5 separate regions of the Homo sapiens genome follow, and all the other regions are linked to region 1. A link is a loop called in an ENCODE intact Hi-C map of the cell type or tissue named here. Cell type or tissue: heart left ventricle. All regions are shown on one strand.

The links. Hi-C counts contacts between places; a loop is a spot of excess contacts. Peaks named below come from ENCODE experiments on the same cell type or tissue, not always from the same donor. Only the 100,000 strongest peaks of a DNase experiment are listed, where the experiment ranks them.
Region 2: a loop joins it to region 1, with 4 times the contacts of the local background. A loop is called at or near these places in 12 of 110 quality-filtered maps.
Region 3: a loop joins it to region 1, with 3 times the contacts of the local background. A loop is called at or near these places in 2 of 110 quality-filtered maps.
Region 4: it touches region 1 in a loop (2.3-fold over the local background); 28 of 110 quality-filtered maps call a loop at or near these places.
Region 5: a loop joins it to region 1, with 2.2 times the contacts of the local background. A loop is called at or near these places in 8 of 110 quality-filtered maps.

What each region holds. Positions count from the first base shown.
Region 1 is chr12:93,177,892-93,181,891 of GRCh38, forward strand. LINC02412 (long intergenic non-protein coding RNA 2412) reads left to right here. Exons shown (of 3, transcript NR_120492.1): 3 at 3,414-3,941. The region is part of intron 3 of LOC643339 (a long non-coding RNA gene); the gene reads right to left. Among named protein-coding and RNA genes, the nearest start is that of LINC02412, 5.5 kb to the left of the region's middle. In heart left ventricle, no CTCF peak of the experiment used is centred here; a DNase peak (open chromatin) is centred at 2,094; H3K27ac peaks cover 1,695 bases.
Region 2 is chr12:93,300,502-93,304,501 of GRCh38, forward strand. The region is part of intron 2 of LOC643339 (a long non-coding RNA gene); the gene reads right to left. Among named protein-coding and RNA genes, the nearest start is that of NUDT4, 75 kb to the right of the region's middle. RefSeq lists enhancers at 2,575-2,634, 2,655-2,704. In heart left ventricle, no CTCF peak of the experiment used is centred here; no DNase peak of the experiment used is centred here; H3K27ac peaks cover 3,050 bases.
Region 3 is chr12:93,059,246-93,063,245 of GRCh38, forward strand. All of the region lies in intron 3 of LOC643339 (a long non-coding RNA gene), which reads right to left. Among named protein-coding and RNA genes, the nearest start is that of LINC02413, 71 kb to the left of the region's middle. RefSeq lists an enhancer at 1,214-1,263. In heart left ventricle, a CTCF peak has its summit at 1,577; a DNase peak (open chromatin) is centred at 2,716; H3K4me3 peaks cover 932 bases; H3K27ac peaks cover 2,950 bases.
Region 4 is chr12:93,126,007-93,130,006 of GRCh38, forward strand. The region is part of intron 3 of LOC643339 (a long non-coding RNA gene); the gene reads right to left. Among named protein-coding and RNA genes, the nearest start is that of LINC02412, 46 kb to the right of the region's middle. In heart left ventricle, a CTCF peak has its summit at 1,810; DNase peaks (open chromatin) are centred at 1,805, 2,135 and 2,513; H3K27ac peaks cover 2,445 bases.
Region 5 is chr12:93,292,564-93,296,563 of GRCh38, forward strand. All of the region lies in intron 2 of LOC643339 (a long non-coding RNA gene), which reads right to left. Among named protein-coding and RNA genes, the nearest start is that of NUDT4, 83 kb to the right of the region's middle. In heart left ventricle, no CTCF peak of the experiment used is centred here; no DNase peak of the experiment used is centred here; H3K27ac peaks cover 583 bases.

The DNA.
Region 1 (4,000 bases):
AGAAAGAGCAGACAGTAAAACACAGATAAGACAGCTCAGGCACAGAAGGTGGGGGGAAAGTCTCTTGGGTAACTGCCAAACTTCACACTCATACAATGGGCCCCAGTAAAACAGTGGGCCCTAATAAGCACATTCCTTTCCCTTTAGGTACACTAAGATAGGGAAGCTAAAAGCAGGCTTGGGTATGCCTGCAGCTGAAAAAAAAAAAAAAAAAAAAAAGGATAGAAACAAACACAAAAACTCCCTCTCAAATAAGCAAGACAAAGAAACACAGAAATATTCTGAGCCTGTGATAAGCTCTCCTGCCCTAAACCCTTAAATACTCTTAGTCTGTAACAGAGAGTGCCCCTGACCTAATTCAGCCAGAAGCCCCTCTCGGGTTTATTCTCCAAAATAAACCTGTTTTTAACTGTGAAGCCACTTTTCATGTTTCTTTCTTCCTTATTCAACTCTTACTATCAGTACTTTCTTCTTTTTTATGACTGAATAGTATTTCACGGTATGGCTGTATCACATTTTATTTATCCATTCCTCAGCTGATGGAGATTTGGATTGTATTTGCTTTTTGCCTGTTATAAATAATGTTGCTATAAATGTTTGTGTACAAGTTTTTGTATGAACATACGTCTTCAGTTATTGTGAGTATATACCTAGGAGTGGAACATTCTGGGTCATAAACACACATAACTTTGTGTTTCCCTTTTTGAGGACCCACCAAACTGCTTTCCCCAGCAGCTGCCAGCTGCATCATTTTACATTCCCACCAGCAATATATGAGGGCATGTTTCTAGAGATTACATAATCACAAACGAAGGGCATTGTCCTTTATAGCCTGCTGAAGTTCAAAAGAGAGAGGAAGAGATGTTCAAGTAAGGAAGAGATGTTTTATTAGGAATATGAAGGGTTCACAAAGTCCTGCTTACTCATTTTCAGCCAACTTTGCCATGGCATTATTTAATTAGCATTTTCACCTCATCTTCAATCTTAACATGAATAGCCTGGGTCTCAAGGCCATCTTTTCCCAACCAGTATAAGCACCTTCGAGACAGCATTCAATATGTGTCAATTTATTTCCTATTCAATAAGGAAAATTAGGTCTTGCTTTGCCCACTCAGCTTTATTCCTGGAAATACACTTTTCAAAAAGTAGAAAGTTCAGTCTTGCTTTAAACCACCAAGCTGCCTGAATGGATTTCATCCATTATTTGGGCTTTATTTTAAACTTTGCTTTTAATAGGCACAGAACCAATGCATATTTTAAACTTTTGACGCAGGCAAATTTTATATGTCCAAAAGACTCTTGGAAGTTAAGCAGACATAAGGGGTACCGTGTGTGTGTGTGTGTGTGTGTGTGTGTGTGTGTGTGTATCACAGAATGAGGGGCACATGCTGCCAATTTAGTAATTAATTATCAACTAACAGAAGGCCACTACCTATACTGTCTGTGGCAGCCAGAGCCTCACCACACTGACACCAAGTTGCTGTGCCTCCTTGACAGAAAGTAACACAGATTGCCATCAATGGATAGACAAAAAAACTCTGAATCTATGGTTATACGTGTGCATCTTACAAATGGAGTAACAACAAATAGAAGAAATATATTTACAAATGAAAATGAACCCGCATTTATTTACTTCACTAAAACTGTTTTTTTTTCTTCTCATCAAAGATTTCTCTATTCATGCTACTCAACATCCCAAAAAGAATCAGCATAAGGCCACAAACTCAACAAAATTCCTTCTCCTGTTCATTAAACTCCTGTCCTGACTCCAAGTTCACACCTAAATAAACAGGCAAGCCTGTGCTCTGCACCCTGAGGAACAGTCTCCTAGGCTTTGTCCTTGCAGAGAGCCCATTTCCAAGGACAGGCCGTCCATCTACCCAGCTTTTCTCAAGGCCACATAGCTCCTCTCTAAAGACAGCCATCCCCAGGGGTTCAGTTGATCCTGACAGCTGCGCCTACAGAGAAAGAAGGGAAGAGAGATGGGAGAGGAAGATCTCCCAGGAGTCAGGATGCAAGGTGAAGCCAGCTGTTGATCAGCGGTCACTCAGCAGCTAGACCATGCGACACTCTCCTTCTGAAGGCTGCAGGCTGTGAGAGTGTTCTGAGTGGCATTTAAGGATAGCTCCCATGCAGCGTGCCAGCTTCGGCAGGGCCTCCTATGGTAAGCCCTAAAACACAGAGGGAAAAGAATAACCAAGTGGAAGTGGATCATCATGCCATCTATCAGAGACAATGCATGTGAGAATGCTGCTACTAAATGAATGAAAAACGCTTTGTAAACTCAAAGTCTGTGGTTCTCAAACTTGAGCATGTATCTTTTTTTTTTTTTTTAAATTAAAACGCTGATTTACTTGGCCTTATTCTAGAAGTTGGATTCATTCGGTCTGGGGTAGGACCTAGAAATTTGCATTTCTAACATTGCATTTCCCAGAGGATCTGATACTGCGGGTCAGCGGCCACACTTGGAGAACTAGTTGCTAAAACACAGGATCCATGTCAGCTGAAGCTATAATGGGCAATCATGAGCCATGCCCAGACTGAGCAGTAAAAGGAAACAATGTTACTGTCTAAAACAAGCAAGAAAATAATAGAATATTTAAAAATAACAGAATATATAATGCTTGAGTTGCCAGTAGCAAAGTGTTATGATTAGGTCCTTGAAGTCGGAAAAAGCAGAGATTAACTAGACATTTCTGAATAAGCCCTGTCCTCTAACTCAGCAGAAAGGAAGAGACCAAGTCCATCATCCTCTCAGTAAACCATTAGCCCTGGAGCATTGGCTTTCCCTCTTCACAGATGAGGAGTTCCATCTTCTAACTCACACAGAGCAGGGAGAGGATAAGAGCTGAGGAAATGCCATCAGCCCTCAGCTGGTGACTGTCTCTACTAGTAGTGCCTCATATGGGTATAAGGCTTTGTGGTTTTGAAAAGCTTTCCAGTGATCAAAACAATGTGACATGGGTGAAAGAATAGACAAATGGACCAACTGAACAGAATAGAGAGCCCAGAAAAAGACCCGCCCAAATTTAGTCAACTGAGCTTTGACAAAGGAGCGAAGGCAATACAGTGGAGAAAGGACAGTCTTTTCAGTAAATGGTGCTGGAACAACTGGACATCCACATGCAGGAAAAAATAAACTAGAATCTAAACCAAGACCTTACATCTCTTTCACAAAAATTACCTCAAAACGGATCAAAGACCTAAAGGTAAAAATGCAAAACTGTAACTGGTGACAGCCAGAAAGAAAAAATAATAATTGAGTGACTACTAGTGCCAGCTATCGAGTTAAGTACTTTTAATAGCTTATCGCATTGATTCTAAACTCTGTACACAATGTATTATTCCCAAATTGCAAATGATGAATTTTTTGCCAGTGATAAAGTATAATTTCTCTATGTTATTCCCTATAGAATCTGGAGCAGGAGCCTCAGTCTCCTATCAAAAGGAGAAGAACCTGAAGAAAACACTTCTCTTCCTTCTCTCTGCCTAGGGGCAGTGACCTTGGATTCAACCACCATCATCCCTTCCAGACACCAGAGGGGGGAGTCCCACAAGGCAGAAGGTGCCCCTGTGACCCATCCACTTCTCTTCCATGTTCTTTACCTCCTTGCTCAGGAAGCCATAAAGTTGAGCTGAGTGGAAGGTGAATTTCATTGCAAAGTTTACACAGGCTCTGCTGACAGGTTCATGAAAACACTACTGAATATGTTACATACCACCAAGGCTCACAGCACATCCTGTGTTGGAAGTGATACTTTTCCATTACCAGTAAACCTCCTTTTGTCCTAGGAGCTCACTGAACAGCTAAAATCAGGTGATATTTTTATGTGGAACATGCAACGTATTAAGTCCTTTTGCTCAGTGACCCAAAAAGGAACTAAACGGTACCCAGACTAGAAATCAATGTCAAATTATTCAAATAAATTCCACTTAAAGAATGGTGGTTTGGAAAGCGCTCAGTCAGAAAGAATTCTCCCAAGATTAGTTTACTGTGAAG
Region 2 (4,000 bases), 120 kb after region 1:
ATAGTGCCACTGCACTCCAGCCTGAGTGACAGAGTGAGACTCCATCTCAAAAAAAAAAAAAAAAAGAAAAGAAAAGAAAGAAAGACCGGTGAAGAAGCAATGATCAAAGAGAGGGAGAAGAGCAAATGGCTTGGAGAAACCAGACCTGAAACAGACAGCACTTGCTGGGTGATTAGATGAGGGAGATAAGTGGAAGAAAAATTGAATCATGGGCTTTTAGGGTAATAAAGTTCTTGATAGTAACACTAGTTTACATAGAAAGTGCATAAAGTGCAAGTAACTGATAACTTCGGTTTGGAATGTTAAGTGGAATATCCATGTGGAAATAAACCAGAGCTAACATTTACTGAGCCTTTCCCATACGCCAAAAGCTGTTTTAAGTCCCCTACAGATGTGAACTTGTGTAATCCTGCAACAGCCCCATGAGATAGGTACTATTATTAGAGTCCCTTTTTTAGACAAGGAAAACAAGGTACAGAGAGTTTAAGTAACTTCTCAAGGTCACACAGCTGGTCAGTGGCAGAGTCAGATTCAAACTCGGACAATCAACTCCAAATCCCACTTTCTTAACCTCTGTGTAAATGGGTATTTGCCATATAGTGAGGGCACAAAGCCATCACTCTACCTCTTCTTGGAGAAGTAAAAAACAAAAAATAATCAAATCAAAGTGATGATTTACATTTTTTAAGCACACGAAATGCAAGAATTCCAACCATCAGATTGTGAATGCCATTATTTTTGGTGCTGTAAAACATATTAATAGTTAAATCTAAGTCTACATTTTAATATACATCTAGTCTCCAAAGCAAACAAGATGTAATGTGATTTGTAATATGCACTTGTCAAGTCCTGCTTTATTTATTTATATATTTATTTATTTATTTATTTATTGAGACAGAGTCTTGCTCTGCACCCAGGCTGGAGTGCAGTGGCAGGAGCTTGGCTCACTGCAACCTCTGCCTCCTGGGCTCAAACGATCCTCCCACCTCAGCCTGCCAAATAGCTGGGATCACAGATGCATGCCACCACATCAGCTATTTTTTTGTATTTTTAGTAGAGACGGGGTCTCGCCATGTTGCCCAGGCTGATCTCAAACTCCTGAGCTCAAGTAATCCGCCAGCCTTGGCCTCCCAAAGTGCTGGGATTACAGGCATGAGCCACTGCGCCCGACCCTAAATCATGCTTTTTTATATAATCTATTTAGAGTAAATTAAGTAGCATACGTCATTTGTTTAAGGAAAAGTTAAAGCTGGTGTTTATATGCATTATAAGTATTATTACAGAACATATTAAGACATACTTCAATATAATCTTTAAAAACATAATTCTCTTAAGTTGATTTTTTCTTTTTTTTTGAGACAAAGTTTCACTCTTGCCCAGTGAAGCAGCATGATCATAGCTCACTACAGCCTCAACTTCCTGGGCTTAAGCAATCCTCCTGCCTCAGGCACCTGAGTAGCTGGGACTATAGGTGCCCATCATCATGTCAGGCTAATTTTGAAAAATTTTTTTTTTTTGAGACGGAGTCTTGCTCTGTTGCCCCAGGCTGGAGTACAGTGGCGAGATCTCAGCTCACTGCAACCTCTGCCTCCCAGATTCAAGTGATTCTCCTGCCTCAGCCTCTTGAGTAGCTTGGACTACAGGCGCCTACCACCATACTTGGCTAATTTTTTTGTATTTTTAGCAGAGATGAGGTTTCACTATGTTGGCCAGGCTAGTCTCAAACTCCTGACCTCAGTTGATCTGCCCACCTCGGCCTCCCAAAGTGTTGGGATTACAGGCGTGAGCCACTGCACCAGGCCCTAATTTTTTTTTTTTTCTTTTGTAGAGATGAGGTCTCGCTATGTTGCCCAGGCTGGTCTTGAACTCCTGACCTCAAGCAATCTCTCACCTTGGCCTCCCAAAGTGCTACAGTTATAGGCATGAGCCACTGCACCTGGCATTAAGTTGATTTTTAAAAACCTAAAATAATTTCTTTATTTCCTAACTACTTTGCAGAAATAACATAATGACTTTAGTTCCTTAGAGGGGATCATAACATTATTTATTACTGTAAAATAGATTTGAATTTTAAAAGATCAGGAACTACTGCTTGGCACCGAGGTGTAATTTCTGCCATTTTGAGACATATTCCATAACCCAGGGATCCCCACAAACAACTACGACAAGAATAAATATGAGATCCTTTCCATTCCAGGGTTTGTGGTAGAGGGTTTAGCTTTGACTTGGACCCCTTACTGAGTGACTAACCATTACACAGACAGAGCTTGTGACCTCATGGACATGCTCAGCTGGTGAGCTATTCTGCCAGGAGCTCAGTGCTATTTTCATTTGGCTTTAATCTTTCCTAGATCAAGACATAGCCTTCTTTGAAAAGCCAGGTTTAGTAAGATATACACATGACGTATTCTCAGAAATGAAAGAAAACACTTTTAGCTTCCTTCCCTAGTTACCAAAACTCTAGAACTTACTGTAACCCTAATAGCAGCCAAAAAGAAGGTCTTTTCTCTTGACCCTTGGCTGACCCTTCTTCCACTTCCACGAATTTTCTCCCTCTTTCTGGCTATGGCATAAGTTTTGTTCCCCTTGAGATTCAGCCCTTAACAGAAATAATTCAGGCAGGGTAACAGAATGTTCTAGAGCACTCAGCCATGACTACTGAGCACTCAAAATATAGCTACAGTGACAGAGAAAGGAGATTGTAATTAATTTAAACTTTAATTTGAAAACTTGGACCAGATTTAGTTATTGAAGAACTTCTACATAATTTAGTTATTGGAGAATTTCTGCATATGTTTGGAATAACTTTGATATGTAAATCTACTTTTTCAACTGTAAATTTTGTGAAACCTAAATTTTATAAAATCTAATTTTATGAAATTTTATGAAATCTAAATACAGACCAAGTATTTCCAATGAAAATTTAGTCTCCAAACCGAGATGTGCTATGTGTTACATCCACACCAGATTTCAAAGACTTAGCACAAAAAAAGTAACTGTCTCATTAATAGTTTTTATATTGATTACATGTTGAAATGATAATATTTTGGCTATATTGGGTTAAAGGAAATATATTATTAAAATTAATCTCACATGGTTCTTTTTACTTTTTAATGTGGCTATTAGAACACTTTAAATAATATATGGGGCTCACATTATTTCTATCAGATGGTGATGGTCTACAGCATGGGTGATAGTGTCACAGAGACTAAGCTCCCCCGACTTGCTGGCTGTGTGACTTTAAGCCATCTTCTTAACCTCTTTATTATTTTATTTTATTTTATTTTTGAGACAGAGTCTCACTCTGTCGCCCTGGCTAGAGTGCAGTGGCACAATCTTGGCTCACTGCAACCTCTGCCTCCCGGGTTCAAGCGATTCTCATGCCTCAGCCACCTGAATAGTTGGGATTACAAGCATCTGCCACCATGCCTGGCTAATTTTTGTATTTTTAGTAGAGACGGGGTTTCACCATGTTGCCCAGGCTGGTCTCGAACTCCTGGCCTCAGGTGATCCACCCACCTAGGCCTCCCAAAGTGCTGGGAGTACAGGTGTCAGCCACCGTGCCTGGTCTACTTAGCCTCTTTAAACTTCTGTTTACTCATCTGCAAACTGAAGAAAATATTGGCCGGGCGTGGTGGCTCACTCCTTTAATCCCAACACTTTGGGAGACCAAGGCAGGCGGATCGCCTGAGGTTAGGAGTTCGAGACCAGCCTGACCAACATGGAGAAACCCCATCTCTATTAAAAATACAAAATTAGCTGGTCCAGATGGCGCATGCCTGCAATCCTAGCTACTCGGGAGGCTGAGGCAGGAGAATTGCTTGAACCTGGGAGGTGGAGGTTGCTGTGAGCCAAGATCACGCCATTGCACTCCAGCCTTGGTAACAAGAGAGAGACTCCATCTCAAAAAAAAAAGAAAGAAAGAAAAGAAAATATTACAATTTTCTGAATAGGCATACAGTGAATTTTACATGAGACAGTGAGCATAAACTGTGCCTGA
Region 3 (4,000 bases), 120 kb before region 1:
GATAGCAGAAGACAGAGGAAACATTTAGGAAAAATGTTAAAGATATATGAATAGAGTTCCAAAGGGCACAGTTGAATGATGTGGAAGGAAAGGAGAAAGGGCAAGGAGACAAAAAGCATCCCTTTGTAACGGGATAAAGATTAAAGAGGTTTTTATCCAAGGCAATGGCTGAGATTGAGAGAGACAGGAGGCAGGGAGACCTCTGGCCTTAACTGACTAGCTGTGTGACCTTAGGCAAGTTACTTGCCCTCTCTGTGCCTCAGTTTCATGATTGTGAAATAAGGATAATACTAATACTTACCTCATAAGATTGTTGTTGCTATGAAGATTAAATATGTTAATATATGTAATGCACTTAGAAAAATGATCAACACATAGTCAGTTGTGAAGAAGCATTAGTTTTGGAAGGAAAAAGATTCCACTCCGCACTTTCCTTCAAGTGACAGACATTCAATTATATCAAGTCCTGAAGAATACATCCTCATTTCCCATCACTTACACACAGCAAAAGCCCAGCATGCAAAAGAAAAAAAAAACCCAAAAAACAAACCCTATCAGAGTCAGTGATAGATTCAGTTTCTCAGTAATTAACTATTATCTGTTCCTGTACAGAAAGAAAAGAGTGCTTAAAAAGTTGGTTGAAGACAGAAAGAATCTAGAGCTATAAATGTTAAAGATGAACAGTTAATATCATCAGAGAAACAGAAATCAAATCAAAACCACAAGGATATATCACCTCATGCCCATTAGGATGGCTACTATCAAAAAAAGCAGAAAATAACAAGCGTTGGTAAGAACGTGGAGAAATTGTAACCCTTGTTTGCTCTTAGTGAGAAGGTAAAGTGGTGCAGCACTGTGAAAACAGTATGGCAGTTCCTCAAAAAATTAAAAATAGAACTAGAATGTGATCCAGCAATCCCACTTCTGGGTACATATGCAAAAGAATCGAGAGCAGGGTCTTGAGCAGATATTTGAATACTCAAGGTTATAGCACTACTCACAATAGCCAAGAGGTGGAAACAACCCAAATGTCCATCAGTGGATGAATGGATCAACAAAATGTGGTATATCTGTACAATGGAATAGCATTCAACCTTAAAAAGGAAGGAGATCCTGACACCTGCTACAATATGAATAAACATTGAGGATTTTATGCGAAGTGAAATAAGTCAGTTGCAAGCAGAAAGATACTGTATGGTGTCCCTTATATGAGGTCATAGGAGGGGCATAGAAACAGAAAGTATAATGGTGGTTACCAGAGGCCTCAAAAAAGAGAAGAAGGAGAGTTGTTTCATGGCTATAGAGTTTCAGATTTGCAAAATGAAAACGTTCTGGAAATCTGTTTCATAATGATGTGAATATACTTAGTACTACTGAAATGTACACTTAAAAATGGTTAAGATGGTAAATTTTATATGTTTTTATAATAAAGAAAAATGAAAACAAAAAGATCATCTAGTATCTCCCCCCTTCCCCTTTACAGGTGACTGAAGTAAAGCCCAGAGAAGGTAAGCGACTTATCCAAGGTCACACAGTTCACGGAGGCAGAATCAGGATCAGAACCTGGGATTCTGACCCCTGCAGTAAGGGTCCGTCCATTACATCCTGCTCTCTATGTGAGGTGCTGAGGTAATGGAAAAGATGACACTGTTGATTTATCAGTAGTGACAGTGACATTCCAATGAACCTGAAAGGGATAAAGATTCTACTCTGCTTATAAATGTTCATGTGCCTGTGCTCTTTCTCCAAATCTCATCAGGATTATTCAAACCAGCAGTCTCTGACAGGCCACAGTGGAAACCTCAAGATATTCACAGCTGCTCTAGTCTGGAGACAGGCCAGAAAGCAGATGAGAGCAGTTTTTCCGTTCCTGGGCTGTTGCCCCTGTAATTTAGAAGTTCCGACACTGGAAAACAAGAAGAACTCAGGGGCTCACTTAAAAGCAAGCTCAGTGTGGGGTCTCCAATGTCGTGCAGGGAAGCTGCTAGTCAAAACTTGCTAATTTGAAATGGGTTCACTGACTCCTTCTTCGGACTCAGGGAATGAAGTCTTTTTTCCCCACTTAGGAGTTTTTCTTCGGCTCCTTATTTCAAATTCCATAAAAGAGACAACAGGAAAAGCTGGCCCTAGCCCAAGAAGCAGAGATGAAAACCAGATCTCTATTTTTGTAAGTGTGATGTCTATAGGTTGCCTTCTATTTTATATCAGAAAGTTCTATTGTTTCCATGGAAACAATGAGTGTGGCTGAGGATCCCTACAGGACCTCAGCACTTTTGGGGCTTGGGTGATTGGTGCTATTGGCTTGGTGATTCCAAAAACCTCCCTAAGTTTCAAAATTTTAAAGCTCAAGCCAACCTTCTCACACCCCTGCTGTGCTCCTCCCATCTCTTTGACACACAGATACCTCATGCATATGGCACTGCTCTGAGCTCTGAAGGTGTTAGGAAAATCCTCCCTGCAGAAATATGACCTGTGATAAAGAACTAAATAAAACATTTTTTGGCAAGAACATTTCTGAAGATCTTTCCAATCCAGAAATATTTTTTTTGTTTTCAGTAACCCTACCAAGGCTGAACCAGGATGCCTATAAAAAGCCTTCTGTGTTCCCCTAAGCACTCTTAATGAATCCTCAGGAAGGATGGAATAAGAGGGGGGTCAGAGACCTGAAGCCCGTGCCAGAGGCTGAGCATGCCAGCTTGGCTTGGTGCACTGGTGGCAGTGCTCAGGGCCCCTGCCTCCTGTCCTCCCATTGGCATGGTCTCAGCCCACACTCCTTAAGGGAATTGGCTGTGCTCCTGGCTTGTCTCGCCTGTGTGTCTGCTAGTTATCGAACAAAGGGTGGGATTACTTCCATGCCCAGTTTCCCAGATGCTCGCAAGCACAGAGCCAAGAATCAGCTGAAACAGAAGGGACAACTGAGCAGAGAAGCCCTCTTGATGAGACTCGGCCACACTTGAGCTGTTGTTCCTGCCACGAGACACACCTGTCATATAAAAGCCAACAAGCCATACAGGAAACATGGTGTGCCTCCTGTTTACAGCCGATCCTAGAAAACAAAAACTTTGCTGAGACAGCACCAAACGTGAAAATGGGGAGACCAGCCAAGGGGCCTGAACCGTGCACAGCCCCTCTCCCTGTTGCATAGACAGGAGGAGGAGTCAAAAGCTAAGAAGGTTTTGCTGCTTCCAGAAGCTGTTCCCTCACCTCCTCCTCTCCTTCACTAGGTATATTTTCCCCAATCTTCAAGGACTAGCTTCAGAGCCTGAAACTCCAGGAGCTGACCCCCTGATAAAACTTTTTACCCCAAAGTAAACGCAGGCAAGATGCTTGCTCCGGGTGGAATGATGGGCACCTCTTGGTTCATGGCTACCTTCTGCAAGCTAAAAGGACCTACAGGGTAGGGGTGCATACTATCCCTGGAAACCGAAACACAAGAAAGTCTCTTAAAACCCCCTTGATCACCCAAATGTCCAGAAGTCATTGGACCATCTGAGGCTCCTCCAGCCCCAATTCCTTCAGGAGCTAATTGCAGAAGAATTTCAAAAACGATCTCTCATCAACTTGTCCAAGGAAACCAGGACTCAATATACCAGAAAGTTGTGAAAATGGGGTGTCCAGTGGGATGACTAGATCCAAGGTTTAGGGAGAATTAGAAGGGAGATAGGAGAATTGAAGAAAGGTAAGGACAAAGAGGAAGATTATTCCAGGGCAAGAGAGAAAAAACCAAAAATATTAATTGGAGTAAATAAGAAAAGTATTAATTGGAGCTGTTTTGAGGGATCCAGAGAGGAAACCATTCCCCTGGCACAAGGTACATGTTTTAAGGGCAAGAGAAAAAAACATATGAAGAGCACTGAGTAAAAGCACTGAATTTTTTTCCTGGCTACTCCTTTGGAAAGAAGAAAGGGGAATTGTGTCCATAATTATGCATTTTTTTTTTTTTTGAGACAGAGTTCACTCTCTTGCCTAGGCTGGAGTGCAGTGGCATCATCTCAGCTCA
Region 4 (4,000 bases), 52 kb before region 1:
GAAGGCCGAGGTAGGAGGATCACTTGAGCCCAGGAGTTCGAGACCAGTTTGGGCACCATAGGGAGACCTCTTCTCTTGGAAAGACTCAAAAATTAGCCAGGCATGGTGGTGCATCAGCCTCTTGTGGTCACTGTGGCCTCTGAAAGCCTATGACCCTTTTTGTCTTAGTTCTATTAATAGAACTGCATGGGAGGCTGAGGCCAGAGAATCACTTGAGCCCAGGAAGTCAAGGCTGCGGTGAGCAGTGATCTTGCCACTGCCCTCCAGCCTGGGCAACAGAGCGAGACCCTGCCTCTCAAAAACAAACAAAAATGAAACTAAAAGAGTAGAACTGGAATGTTCCTAACAAAAAGACATAATAAGTGCTTGAGGTGATGGACACCCCAATTAGCATGATGTGATCATTATACACCACATGCCTATATCAGAACATCACATGTACCCCTGCCATGAATACATACATGTATTATGTACCCATAATAATCAAAAATTAAAAATAAAAACTTACACTATTTCTCCCCAGAACCTTCTCCTACCTTTGTAGGAATATAGGATTATCTTCCAGGATGTCAATAGCTCTGGCCAGTGGGGACCAGACTGATGAGAAGCAGCTGGTTTAGGAAACTGATGTTGGAAAGCTCATGGCCTCTCATAACTCAGTCATCTGTGGCCTGATCAATGTCACTAAAGCATGGTTTGTACTCTGTGGTATGTCCTAGAATAAAGGTAGGGAACAATGGAGGAAAACAGGCCTGAATTAAAATGTTCTCCATGTCTCTCTCGAAAAATTCCAACTTGGAAGTCCCTTTTGCCTGATAGTGACTGCTTACAGTTCCTACCCAATGTAAACTACAGTTCCATGTTTTTCCCCCTGGCTCTTAACTGGCTGAACTTGGGATGTTTTATAAGTGTCTGTCTGTACTTCCTATGACAGCCAATCACATCCAACCTATCCTCAGGTCCCTTCCCCAAATTAACTCTGTGGTCCACTGACTTCCAAAAGTAGGGTCAAAATTATTTTTCTAAGATTAAGCCTTAATAACGTCACTTATATGTTTCATCTTTTCCTGGATGGCTACTGGGCAAAAATATCTTCATGCAGGTGCTGATAACAGTAAACACATCATATATCTTCAGCCTGGGGTTTAAACACATTCATTTCTGGGTTTGTCATATGTTCTCTCGCTATTTATACTGCTTTGGGTCAGCTACTTGATACTTAATAAAATTTGCCTCCAAGCTGTCCTGCAGGGAAAATGACCTATCTGGGGGGAATGCTGTTCCAACTCTATAACCTCTGATGATTGCCCAATAGTCCTCCAAAAAGGTTGCAGGGCAGGAGCAAGGGAAGGTCCATGCCACTTCCTGGCATTTAATGGCAACAAGTGCTTTAGTGTAAGTATAATTATATCCCCTGCTTTCAGGAGGCCTTTCCAGCCAACCTCTCGGACACGGGAGCAACTGTAGATGGCATGAGCAATGTGGAAATTCGGCTTCTGCTCAAGGTCAGAACAAGCCGTTCACCAGCGTTGATTTTACCAACCTTTCGGTTATTTTGGAAAGCCGAAAGAGAACGCAACAGAGGCAAGAATGGATCTATGGGATGGAAATAAGGAGCCATTTATAACCCAAAATGAGACTGCCAGGAAAAACAAACACACAGAAAAGTACATTTTATCAGAGGCTTGGGCTGCCCAGGGCTATTGGGGTACAAAGTACTGCGTGTTCAGCTCCCTGGGCCAAGAGCTACAGTAAGTCAGGCCCCCCTGCAAAGCTCCTCTCCTGTCAGCCCCATCAAGCAGCCTTAGCCACCTGGCGGAGACAAGCTTTAGTGTTTTTAAAGTGTGTGCTGCGTGAATGTTTCACATTTTTGGTAAAGATGTGGGGTCATGTTGCAACACTTAAGTGCTTCTGCGTAAACCTTGCGCAATTCCGACAGGCACTGGGTTCCTAGCATCAGTGGCATCCTCTGCTCACATACGGCTTATGTAATGTGTGATCAGGCCCCCCAGGTTTCTCCTTGTAGCCTTTGAAAAAAATTTCAGGCTCTGAACTTGGCCCTGGTTTCCGGCAGTTCTTTGCTCCGAAGGTGCGTGGAATGGCTCAGCTGTCAGCACCTGCTGGTGAGATACAGAAAAGTGCCACGGGTTGATCTTTCTCTGGCACCAGTACACAGGAGGCTGGCGATGCTCCCCAGATGGGCTTGGCCCGCCCTGAGGCACCCTATAGGGAAGGAGAGTGAGGGCGGTTCATCTAAGGAAGAGTAGGTCGGAGGATTGAACGGGGGCTGCTACCAATAGGTAACAAACATGAAAAGGATTTCCCCAAAGCAAAACTTTCTAGCCAGAGCAGCAGCACAGTGAATGGTTTACTCACAGCTCCTTTGTCTGCTGATGGGAGATTTGGCACTGTGCTTGCCTCTTGGGCTTACCTGAGCAAAGTTACACAGTAGGTCAAGTGTTTGATGCCTTCTCACCTCCAGTCACTGTGCTGGCGCCCGCCTCCGTGCCTGGCTTCTGTTTCCATCCAGACTTCCATCCATTCAACAAAGCTTTCGAGCACCTGCTCTATGCCAGGTGCTGTGCCAAGTGCTGGGCACCAGGCAGGGCTTTCTCAACACCTGGTGGCCCCCTGTGGTGCGCTGGACCAGTCCTAACACAGGCCTCCTCTCCAGTGTCACTCTCGGCCCCACCATTTCCCAAAATTATCCCTCCCTGCATTCACTTCCTATGACTCTTGTCCTTTCTTCAACCTTAGGGATGGGACTATTTCTTTACAGTTTTTATCATAGAAATCCAACAAATTTTATTTTTATAAAAGAATTGTTCTTGGTAGTCACAGATTTCTCTCTGTGGAATCTGAGTTTCTGCAGATTAAAAAGTGATGATGTGAGCTGGGCGCTGCAGGTGGTGCCTGTAATCCCAGCTACTTGGGAGGCTGAAGCAGGAGGATCACTTGAGCCCAGGAGTTCGAGACCAGCCTGGGTAACAGAGAGACCCCCCCATCTCTAAAACATTAATTAATTAATGCTAATTAATTATTTCAAAAATGGTGGCATGAAGAAACAATGTCTTCCATGGAATGAACAAGGCATTAATTGAAAAATGTGAAGCAGGAAGGAACAGGGGAGGAATACATTGTCTGAGCAGAATCTACAATTTCACCAGGTAGACAAGTTGCCCCTTTCACCTCTCCATTTATTATTGGTGAGCTGTATGTGTAATGGTTAAGGAGGCAAATTCTGGAGCTGGACTACCTGGGGATTCAAATCCCAGCTCTGAAGGTTATAATCTAAGAAAGCTATTGTTATTTGTTCCTTAATTTCTTCATGCAAAAAGAGGGATGGTAGAAATACCTAAGCACATCTCACAGAGTGGCTTAGGGATTAACATAAATTAATATGTATGACATTTTTATAACACCGGGATGCACAGTAAGCACTCTCTATATAAATATTAACTTTGATTTTTCGTGAAGGCAACTCTAGGCTTTCTACTTTGCAGTCAGATTCTCATGGCAGTTACTGCATGCGAAAGACAGAATTTGTTATTTGGCCTGCAGTTTCCACATCTGCAAAGTAGGAAGAAATGATTGAATAAAGATGTGGGGGCGGAGGCTGCGTTCTGGTCTGTGATCTCCACTTGCTTCGTGACCTTGGACAACTCACTTACTCTCTCTGCATCCTGGAGATTGGACTTGATCTGAATTTCCCAAACTCAGGTCATTCAAATAACACTTAGAGAATCTTTGCCATATTCCAGTCCACTTTCCTATACTCAGCTACTAACTTGATGTTTTCCTTTAGATAATCCTTAAATCAATTCACTTTCATATGTAGCCTCACAGGAAGCAGTAATATCCACGTATGCAAGAGTCCGATATGCTACAGATTTTTGTTTTTCCTTTATTTATTTATTTATTGTGATAGCGTCTTGCTATGTTGTCCAGGCTGGCCTTGAATCCCTGCCTGGGCTCAAGCAATTCTCCCGAGTAGTTGGGA
Region 5 (4,000 bases), 110 kb after region 1:
CGACAAACTCCCCTAAACCAGGCTCATCATCAAGGCCCATATATAAAACTAAAACGTCAAATTATTTTTCTTTTTATTTTTTATAGAAATGGGATCTCACTTTGTTGCCCTAGCTGGTCTCAAACTCCTGGCTTCAAGCAATGCTCTTGCTTTGGCCTCCTAAACAGAATGATGAATTATTAATTTATAAGGAGATATAGCCCGCCAAGCAGGCCTGAGAATAGATTAGTTGATGGCTATATTTGCTCCCTGGAGGCCAGAGTATAATTAGGTTGCTTGATGAATGCAGAACCAGAAAGCAGGCAGAGTCATCCACCTCCAGAGGAACTGGAATTGAAGAGTTTGTACTGGGGCCTGATGAGGCGGGGCCTTTGCTCTGTAGCCAACCCCCCTTAGGCACAGTTTAGTTTGCCCTCCTCTCGGGCGAATTAATTTCCTTTCTGAAGGGCACATTCTTTCTTTGTCTCTGTAAATAACTTCAAGCCTATTAGTCAAGTCTTGGGACCTAGAAGCCATTCCATCCTTTAAGGTAATTTGCCTACATAATCTGATTCCTTTTATGTTTGTTTTGCAATTTAGCTCTCTCTGAAGGCAATCTCCTTTCTGAAGTTCAAAGCCCATAGGGAAGTATATCCCTGTTTCTTCCATACACCAACAGTAAGATAATCACCTAGTCTAGCACAAAACAAATGCTCCAGAAAAGTAATCCCCTTTCGTAATGCCCTTCTTCCAAAAGGTCAACAATAGTTTTACCTACCGGTGGAACTTTAGAAATGCTCATGGGGGGACACTGGCAGATCTAAGGGTGAGTTCATTCATTCATTCATTCATTCATCTTCTACTTTCTGGCTATTAGGTGCCAAGGGCTGAGAAATGTGCTATGAGTCAACAGGATGTGAAAAAGACATGGACCATGCCAGCCTGAATCTCTAAGGTCTTTGAAACAAATATTAACAAATTAAGCTACACTGTAATCCTACCAGAGAAGGCAAAATTATAACCTGAGAAAAGTACTCTGAAGAAGAAAAGAAATACAATTCTTTTAGAAAACAAATGATCAGGCCAGGCACAGTGGTTTACACCTGCAATCCCAGCACTTTGGGAGGCCAAGGCTGGTAGATCACGAGGTTAGGAGTTCGAGACCAGCCTGGCCAACATGGTGAAACCCCGTCTTTACTAAAAATATAAAAATTAGCCAGGTGTGGTAGTGCACGCCTGTAATCCCAGCTACTTGGTAGGCTGAGGCAGGAGAATCACTTGAACCCAGGAGGCGGAGGTTGCAGTGAGCCGAGATCACACCAGTGCACTCCAGCCTGGGTGATAGAGCAAGACTCTGTCTCAGGGAAAAAAAAAAGAAAACAAATGATCAGACCCAACTCAGGCAGTTGAAAAGGCTTTCCTGAAGAAATGAGATGTTTGTTGAGGTTAAGAGGAGAGAAGTAGATGTTAGCTGGTGGGGGCAGAGAGTGGGTGAACGGGCTTAGGAAGAGGAGAGCCTTTCATCCGAAGGAAACTGCACTTGCAAAAATCTTAAGGCTTGCAACAGTGAGCAGCAAATGCATAAGAAGAACCTAAGAAAGGCCAGCCAAGCAGGGGAGCAAAGAACCATTGAGCAAAGCAGTGATAACACAGGTGGCATAGGCCAGGCATGGTGGCTTATGCCTGTAATCCCAGCCCTTTGGGAGGCCGAGGCAGGCAGAACACTTGAGGTCAGGAGTTAAAAGACCAGCCTGGCCAATATGGTGAAAATTCGTCTCTACTAAAACCACAAAAATTAGCCAGGTGTGGTGGTGGAGTGCGTCTGTAATCCCAGCTACTAGGGAGGCTCAGGCAGGAGAATTGCTTGAAGCTGGGAGGCGGAGGTTGTGGTGAGCCAAGATCGTGCCACTGCACTCCAGCCTGGGCAACAGAGTGAGACTTTGTTTCAAAAAAAAAAAAAAAAGACAGGTGCCATAGGTAGGAAGGGGCTGACCCATGCAGGGTCTGGCTGGCCAAAACATCAATTTTGATCTTTATACCAGGAAGAAGAGTTTTAGGGCAAGTTGAAGATCCTTGAGCAGATGTGTACTTCTAAAGATCACTCTTCCTGCATAGTGGAGAGTAAGTTGAAAGGGGCTAAAGAGGAGGCTTGGGGACCAACTTAACAGGATCTGCGGTTGTCCAGGTGAGGGATGCTGGTTCCCTTAGTGCAGATGAGGAGAAATGGACAGGGCTGAGATACAGAGAAAATAAATGCCTATTAATAAGCAAAGGTTAAGAAAAATTGTCCATACCATGATGTCAACCTAAAGGAAAAAACTGAGGCAAAATTTGTATAAGTATAGCGTTTATTTGGGCCAGATTTGAGGACTGCAACCCAGAAGCATAGATTCAAGTTGCTCCGAATATACACTCCAAATAGACTCAATGAAATAATGGGACAGAAACTTAGGGGATTGGCCAACGAGAATGGCCAGGAAAGAGCACTAAGGAAACTTGGGAGGTGAAATCTTGTGTTGGTGGTTACATGAATATAAATTTTTTTTTTTTGACATGGAGTCTTGCTCCGTCACCCAGGCTGGAGTGCAGTGTGCGATCTACAACCTCTGCCTCCTGGGTTCAAGCAATTCTCTCGCCTCAGCCTCCCACGTAGCTGGGATTACAGGCACCTGCCATCATGCCCGGCTAATTTTTGTATTTTTGTAGAGATGGGGTTTCACCATGTTGGCCAGGCTGGTCTCGAACTCCCGACCTCAGGTGATCCACCCACCTCAGCCTCCCAAAGGGCTGGGATTACAGGCATGAGCCACCACGCCAGGCCATAAACATTTTTTTTAATTCATCCAAATATATGTTTAAATGATTAAGTTTCATTGTATGTAAAGTACACCTCAATAAGGTTAATATTTTTTAAAAATCAGTTTAGCTTAATTATTAAGAGCAAGTACATGGATTTTGGAAGTGTACAGATATGGCTTTGAATCCTAGCTTTACCATTAGTAATTGTGCACTCTAAGAAAGTCAGTTAGCCAATGTAAGCTTTAAGTCTTATCACTGGTAAAATGGGGAGGGAGGATGGCTGTTTTGAAGACCAAATTGCCTAGCTTAGCAGACTGCCAAATACAAAGGCAAGAGGGCTTTTCATTCAAATTTTATTCCTTGCCACAGTGGAAGTATTAGGTGAAAAATTAATGTTTCTTGAGTGTTTCCTTGTTTTCTTTTTCTTTTTCTTTTTTTTTTGAGACAGGGTCTTATTCTGTCACCCAGGCTGGAGTGCAGTGGCATGATCACAGCTCACAGCAGGCTCAACCTCCTGAGCTCAAGCAATCTTCCCACCTCAGCCTCCCAAGCAGCTAGGACTACAGGTGCATAGTCCCACATCTGGCTAATTTTTTTAAGTTTTTTTATTAAAAATAACTATATTGCCCAGGGTGGTCTCAAACTCCTGGGCTTAAGTGATCCTCCCAAAGTTCTGGGAGAACAGGCATGAGCCAGCAGACCCGGCCCATTTCTTGAGGGCTTCCTATTATTAGGCCTATGGTAGGCCCTTTACAGGTGTTGTCTCATTTGATCCTAATGGAAACTCTAAGAGATGGTCTTTGTTCCTATAGCTTAGAAACTTCCCAGGAACCAGTAAGTTGGTCAAGGTCATTCACAGACAGAACATGGAGCCAAAGTTCCTTGCCACAGTGAGAGAATGCTGCCTTCGCCCCACCCTCAGTGACTGGGGAGGAAACATGAGGGTCCTCACAGGGGATTTTCCAAAAGAGAGTTTAACCCCAAGTGGTCTGAAAGATGATTCTAAATGGCACACAGTAGGTCATTTATTATTTTGCTTTTATTGTATTCAGTTAACTTCTGTTTCATAGTAGTCTTCCATTTATGATAATTAATTTAATCTCCTTTTAAAATAAGCTTAAGTTTTTAAAGTGAGTCAAATTAAAGAAAATTATGAAAGAATTGATAGTATGGGCATTACTTGTGTATTTTTCAAAATTGGGAAGAAGATTTGGAAAGCTTG